Regions from separate parts of the Homo sapiens genome. Here region 1 is linked to region 2. Evidence: chromatin contacts called from ENCODE Hi-C or POLR2A ChIA-PET data. All regions are on one chromosome and are shown on one strand. Each heading gives the region's core, a stretch centred on a gene start or an enhancer-like site at or near the end of the contact. The rest is flanking DNA. Distances are from core to core; before and after follow the strand shown.

Evidence for each region. A loop is a pair of places that touch in the nucleus more often than their neighbours do. ChIA-PET counts read pairs that join two places held with the same protein, here RNA polymerase II (POLR2A). Pooled maps may share reads with other maps.
Region 1: a loop to region 2 is called in a pooled map, with 3 times the contacts of the local background. The contact joins two enhancer-like sites. A Hi-C loop is called at or near these places in 2 of 50 pooled maps. POLR2A ChIA-PET finds 5 or more read pairs at or near these places in 2 of 52 experiments (PC-9 and activated CD4-positive, alpha-beta T cell).

What each region holds. Positions count from the first base shown.
Region 1 is chr17:44,774,701-44,778,011 of GRCh38, reverse strand. It overlaps ADAM11 (ADAM metallopeptidase domain 11), which reads right to left. Exons shown (of 27, transcript NM_002390.6): 14 at 3,263-3,311; 15 at 2,701-2,800; 16 at 2,547-2,618; 17 at 2,336-2,428; 18 at 1,805-1,885; 19 at 1,217-1,267; 20 at 1,050-1,113; 21 at 747-846; 22 at 411-530; 23 at 149-317; 24 at 1-60. Among named protein-coding and RNA genes, the nearest start is that of ADAM11, 17 kb to the right of the region's middle. RefSeq lists an enhancer at 1,464-1,964 and a silencer at 1,802-2,121. Within about 2 kb of position 1,596, at least 9 of the 41 ENCODE cell types and tissues checked have a DNase peak (open chromatin) inside an H3K27ac peak, as active enhancers do.
Region 2 is chr17:44,626,584-44,630,057 of GRCh38, reverse strand. No RefSeq gene overlaps it. Among named protein-coding and RNA genes, the nearest start is that of LINC01180, 22 kb to the left of the region's middle. RefSeq lists an enhancer at 1,204-1,363 and a silencer at 1,474-1,593. Within about 2 kb of position 1,342, at least 9 of the 41 ENCODE cell types and tissues checked have a DNase peak (open chromatin) inside an H3K27ac peak, as active enhancers do.

The DNA of each region.
Region 1 (3,311 bases), core at 347-2,846, 150 kb before region 2:
ACTGCAGTCTTTGCCTGTCCAGTCTGGCTGACAGATGCACTTCCCTTCATTGCTGCAGACCTAGAGGCAGGGCAGGGCCAGGAGAGGTGAGCAGGGGCCTGTCCCCTCTTGTAAGCTTCTCCCGCCATCCCAGGCTCCAGGCAGTCACCCCGTGGTGGGAGCAAATCCGGCGCTCCCCACTGCCGGGGCAGGTGCTGAAGTTGAAGGCAGAAGCTGGCAGGCAGCGATGGTCCAGGCACAACATGTTAGGCCCGCAGGCTGTGCCATCCTCCACATAGCTCAGGTCAGAGCCGTCCGCCAGCTGCACGTGGCCTCCCCTGGGGAAGTGACACAGCCAGCCTCAGCCCCCTGTCTCCTAACCCCCAGCACAGCTGCAACCTCCCCTCCCTAGTCTTGGTCCTGGCCAGCACCTGCAGTCCAGCTCCTTGCCCTGGTGGTAGAAGGTGACACTACTGATGTCTCCCACCAGGTCCCCTAGCCGAGGAGCTCCAGAGATGTTGACACAGAGGAGGAAGCCACACAGCACGTCCCTGTTGGGGCATATAGAGACAGTGAGCCCCAAGTTTGACCTCAGACTCAACTACTGAACTCTAATCTGCCCTCACCCTGCACCCTGCCACCTCATTTGCCACGTGCCCGCCCATTGGGACTGACAGGCTCCTCCTGGGAGAACCTGCTGCCCCATCTCTGAAAAGTCTCACACCTGCCCTGGAGCTGAGAGGCCCTCTGGGAGCCTCAGTACTCACTGCTTACTGCACTGGACCCAGCCAGATCCCTTGCGCCCACAGCTCCCACGCTCCGTCCCCTCCACATTCAGCTTCTCGTAGCAGAAGCGATCAGCAGCCGCTGTGGGGAGAGGATGCCAAGTGACCCCACGCGCCCCAGGACCCACCCCAAGACCTCAGGCCTGCATCTCCCACACTCTGCCTGGGTCCCTGAGATCCTGGGGAGCTACACACTTGGGGGCCTGTTCAGCTGGAACCCACTCTCCCCAGCTTCTCAGCTCTGGGTCCTCCGGAGTCCCCACTCCCAGCCCTAGCCAGACTCACCATGGCCCCAAAGAACCTGGCACTGCCGGTCCCGGGTTTTGCAGCGACCTCCGTAGCAGCGGCCCTGAGAGTCCAAGAATTAAGAGGCAAGGGATGGAGATGCTGAGTGGTCAGAGTGGAGACAAGAGACTGCCCTGAATCCCAGGCTCAGGGGGCAGCCATCATACCTGCTCATGGTCACAGTAGTAACCGTCCAGCTTGTGCAGGTTAGGCGGGCACTGTGGAGAGAGGGGTGGGGTTGAGCGGAGCAGTCCCAGGACTGGAGCTGAGGGCTGCCCCAGGGAGGAATGCTGGGGTACCAAGTGCCCCCCATTGGGGGCTCATGCCACAGGGCTCTTCCACGCCTAGGACAAGCGATCTGTCTGGTTCTGGACCCAGACCACACGGATTTGCAAGCCCCAGAGCCGCTCCAGCCTCCCTCCCTCGTAGGGCTGGGAGATAAATGCCTGGCATGTAATTAGGTTGTAATAGATGTTAACTAATATTATCGTCTACTCTGATCCCTAACCTACACCAGGCACCGGGCCAGGCGCTGGGAATACCAGCCAGACGATACATTCTGGTTTAATGATTGAAGGAACAAGGCCAGGAGCATGAAGAACCCCTTTCTCAGATAAGAAAACAGTCTGATCAGTGGAGGTCGATGCCAGCTGTGGAGAGGAGGGGAGTGCTGAGCACTCGTCCGGGAAAACCAAATCGACAAGGGTAGGGGTTGCCTCGCCCAGGGCTCCACAAGACGGCGGGGCCGGGCGGACCTGGCTAGAGTCCCCGGTGCAGGTCTCCGCGATGTCGCACTCGTTCACGGCCTCTCGGCAGGACACACCCCGTGGTTCGTACTAGGGAAGAGACGCGCTCCTCGAGTCAGGCAGGATGGATGCCTCGGCCCTGCCCTCCCCAGGCCCCTCGCTCTCTGGACCCCCACATCCCCGGGCCCTCCAGCTCCCCAGGGCCCCGTTTCAGGCCTGTTCTTATTTCCCTGCTCCCACCACCTCTTGAACGCTCCCCACCTCGCTCCCAGCGCACTCAGCACCGCCCCCAAGCCCGCCCACCTTCCCGCCCCTCCTTGATTCTGGGCAGCCTTCCCTTCCCGCTCCTCGTAGCCCCGCCTTCAACATCCTTCAGCCCCGCCCCTTGCTCCCCATTGGCGCTGTCTTCGCATCAAGCCCTGCCCCAGAGGCCTTCGTCCCCGAAGGCTCCGCTTCCCTCCCTAGCTCCCACCCCTTATATGAAGGCCTCCAATCGCTCCTCCTGCGTCCTGGCCCCGCCTCCCGGCCGGTCCTGCTTACCTTGCAGCGGCGACAGCAGAGCCCGTCGCTGCACATGGCGTCGTGAGTCAGGGTGCATTTCTTGCAGCAGTTGCCACCTGCGCGGCTGCACTCCTGAGGGACGCGGGAGGAGGGGAAGGAGGCGGGCGAGCCCTAATCCTCCCACTCAGACGCTCCCTCGTGCCCACCCCCGCATCCCGGTTCCCCACCTGGCGCCCGCACCACCGCTCACCTGCACCGAGCCGCAGTCGCACTCCTCCCCTGCCTCCACGAAGCCGTTCCCGCACTCTGGGGGGTCCAGGAGCTGGACCGGGAGGACAGGTCGGGAGTCTGGCCCGGACCCCGCCCAGGGCCCGCTCCCATGCTCCCCGCCGCGGGGCTGGTACCTTGAGGGGCTTGTTGAAGAGGCAGCTGCCACCACCCTCCTGCAGAAACTGGTTGTACTCGTCGATGCTACAGCGCGAGAACTTGCGGGGCAGGTAGAACCTGGATAGGGCGAGGGGAGGTGCTGCTGGCTGCTCCCCTCCAACCCACCCTCACCCCTCTCAAGGCTGGGGAGGGGGTACACTGGGGGACTTCGTCACCATCGCGAGGAGGCGGAGGATCTGCCCCGGGATTGCACCAGAATCCTCCCGCCTGTCCCTGTCGCTCCCATCCCCTCCGCTGAACCTGGGGACTCGCAGCCGCGCTGGAGGGAAGGTGTCTCCATGCGAGGCTTGGGCGGCGCCCAGTGGCCACGATGCGCACTGCAGCCTGGCCGGTTTTGGTGTCCCAGCAGGGAAATCTGGGTCTCCCGGGGCAGTGTTTGCGGAAAACTGGGCTTCTTGGGATCCTGAGTGGTTCTGTGAGCTGGGCCTCTTGAGCCCCCTGGTCCAGACTGCCAAACAATGCTCGCTCTAAGACTCCCCTCGCCCAAGACCTTCCCCCGGTTTGTCCCCAAGAACTCACCCAGTGTCCTCCATGATGCAGCCCAGCCAGATGTCTGGACACTTGCAGT
Region 2 (3,474 bases), core at 93-2,592:
GTTAGCTAGGCACCGTGGCTCATGCCTGTAACCCCAGTGCTTTGGGAAGCTGAGAGGGGAGGATGGCTTGAGGTCAGGAGTTTGAGACCAGCCTGGGCAACATGGAGAAAGCCCTGTCTCTACCAAAACAACTTTTTTAAAAAATTTTTTTTGGACAGGGTCTCACTCCATTGCCCAGGATGAAATGCACTGGCCTGACCACTGCTCACTGCAGCCTGGACTTCCTGAGCTCAGGTGTTCTCCCACCTCAGCCTCCTGAGTAGCTGAGACTACAGACGTGTGCCATGGCCGGCTAATTTTTTCTGTATTTTTTGTAGCGATGGGGTTTCACCATGTTGCCCAGGCTGGCCTCTAACTCCTAACCTCAAGTGATCCTCCTGTCATGGCCTCCCAAAGTGCTAGTGAAATGGGAAGAGTTCCCTTGTCCCCCTTGCAGGGCATACGATAGGGGTGTGGCTCGCTTCTTCAGTGCCCCGCTGCTCAAACTTCTAGGGGAGACATACAGACAGGCAGGCTGTGGGGCTCCGGCCCTACCGCAGTGTCTAAGAGTGAATGCTTACAGCTCCTGGCGCCCCAGTGGGCGCGTGTTACAGGGTGCTCTTTCAGCTTTGCTGTCGATAAGTGGCTTGTCTTACCAGCTCAATTAGACTTCTTCCTTGGCGCAGAGACCGAGAACAGAGGGCTTTCTGTATCCCGGGGTTCTTCCCTTGGTGTACCAGAATCGGATCACATGTGGGCTTGGAGTATGAGTGCAAGGTTTTATTGAGTGGAAGTCGCTCTCAGAATATGGGACAGCCAGAAGGTAAATGGTTGTCGCCTAGGAATCAGGCCGCTCGGTGGCCCGCGCTCTCCTCTGACTGCCTCAGCCAAACTCTGTGTTGCTCTGCCTGATCAGTGGCCTGCCAGCATGCCGGTGCCTATCAGTGCGTTCCTCTCAACGCCTAGCCAATGTGTGTGCCTCCGCTGACGTGCTCCTCCTCAACATCCAGCGGCTTGGCTTGGCTTTCCTTGGGGGGGGTAGATCTCGGGTTTTTATAGGCACAGGATGGGGGCGTGGCAGGACAGGGTGGACTTGGGAAACGCAACATTTGGGCAGGAAAACAAAAATGCCTGTCCTCACCTAGGTCCGTGGGGGTGGAGCCCTAGCCAAGGACTACGCCCTCCTGTACCCAGCACTTCCGTTACCCCTTTCTGTATCATTTAAAGGCACCACACACTTCCCTTCCTAGCACTTACGTATCAGTTTCAACAGAAGAGAATGATTTCCTGGGTTCTCAGTTTTTCTCCCTGACTCGGGGTACCAGCCCAGTGTCTAAAGGCTCTTCGGGGTGGCGGTGGGCCGTGTTTTTCTTTCTCTCTCTCCTCTGATTGGGACAGAAATGTCTTACTCGCCTGAGTGAGCAGGGCACACAAGCAGGCGGGCTCTCTCTCCGGCCGGCTTTGAAGCCGACTAATTAGGGCTTGGGCTGTCACAGCTGGCTTCCCCTGCGCCTCCCCTGACCCTGCCCCTGCCGCTGCCCCTGCCTCCCAGCCTGAGAGCTCCTCCCCTGCTGCCTTGTCTTCCACGGCCGACTGGTGGCTCTGCCAAGCCATCCGGCAAGGCCCTGGGATCTGAGGCCTGGAAGGGCCAAGGCAAAAGCAACCGAGAAGGGACAAGATGAGGCGTGGGACATGGAGCGAGCCCACAGACCACGGGGTTTCTAGAGGACTGCCTCTTTCTGGAACCCCTCATTCATAAGGAAGCCTGGAAGAGAGCCGCCTGGGCTAGGGACTGAGCCGTGGGCCCTTTATTTGAAAGCCAAAGCTTTCCGAAGGCTCCAGCCTCTCAGCCTGGCCCTTATAATTAGCCCCAATCAAAGTGTTTATGTCAGGGCCTACTGCGGAACTCAGGGCCCCATGATTTCATTCCAAACCTGGGGGGAGGAGAGGGGAGTGAGAGGGACTTGTGTTGGTACAAAGAAAACAGAGGGATGGGTAAGAAAGTTGGTGAGTGAAGAGGAGGCCGTCCTGGAGCAGGGAGGACAATCAGCCTCCGTTTGGCCATCAGCACAGGGGTCAGGAATCCACCTAGAGGAGCTGGTGCCCCAGCATCCTGACCTGGGCCCGGCCTGCCTGCCTTCTGGGCAGGCTCTGTGGGTGGGTGGGCTTGTGCCAATCGGAAATGGCTCGGATATAATTAACCCAACTAATCACCAGCCTCAGCCCTGTGGGAGGGGAGGGCACAGCCCATAGCCACGGCCCCCCCAGGAAGCTCCCATCTCCCCATGCTCCCTCCTCTGACTGGGGCCTGGGGTGTTCCAGGCTCTGCAGCTGCTTTGGATGGTAGAATCAGAGGGCGGGCAGGGAAGGGATGTGGGAAGAGACATGTTGCTTATTCTTATCTCTGGCCTCAAGGGGGATGTGACCGGAGGGAGTGTGCCTGAGTGTCTGAGCTGGCAAGGGTGGGTGGGGGGTGACTGAAGGGATTGTGGGGGAGGGCTTGGAGAGAGACTCCCAGCCATGGCTCCCAGGTGGCACTGGCTGTGTCCCACACTCAGTTAGCACTGCCCTCCTGTCTAGCCCTCCCGGGGAACTCTCCCGAGTGGGATACAGCTTGTAGGGAATTCTGTGTACTGGGTTTCGTGTCCTGGGCAGGGCAGGTGGAGTGTGGCATCTGAGTTCATATCTCCCTTGCGAACAGTCCTGCGAGGCCTCCAAGGGGTATCCCAACACCCTTCCTCCCTCAGCAAGTGAAGCTTTCCAGGATCTGGACCTGGCTCCTCTCTCCAGTTTCACTTCTCTGCACTTCTGGGCTCCGGCCTCGGGACTCTCACCTTCTCAGACCAACCATACCAGTGGCCTGAATGCTCTTCCCTTCCTCTGATCTGAACATTAACTACCAGTAGCCTCAGAACTTGCCTCAGGTCAGGTGGCCCCTCTGCCGTCAACCACACCTGTCCAACCCTCTGACACCCTCTGTCCCTAGCATCGTGTTCTCACTTGCCAGAGCACGTCACATTCTTTTTAGTTATTTGTTGCCTTTCTTCAGTGTGACCTCCTTAAGGAAAGTCTGTGTTTGGTGTGTCTTTTATCTCTGTATATCAGAACCTAGCAAGATGCCTGGCGCATATGGGTGCCCAAGATCATAGGCTCAGGAGCCAGGCTACCAGGGCTTGAATTCTGCCTCAGCCATGGCTAGCTGTTGACCTTGAGCAAGTTCATTCACCTCTCTGTATTATGTGTAAATGAGGATAGTAATTAATTGTACCTACCATGTAACTAGTTTGAGGATTAAATTAAATAAAGTGTTTAAAACAATGTTCACCACATAGTAAACACTTAGTAAAGTCTTGCTGGGCTTATTCATTCATGTGTTGGCTCAGTGGATGTGTCTTTAGTACTTACCATGAGTTAGGCACTTGCTAAGCTCAAAAGAGGCACAAATGCAGTCCCTGCCACATGCAACTTCCTATCATTGAATGAATACATGGATAA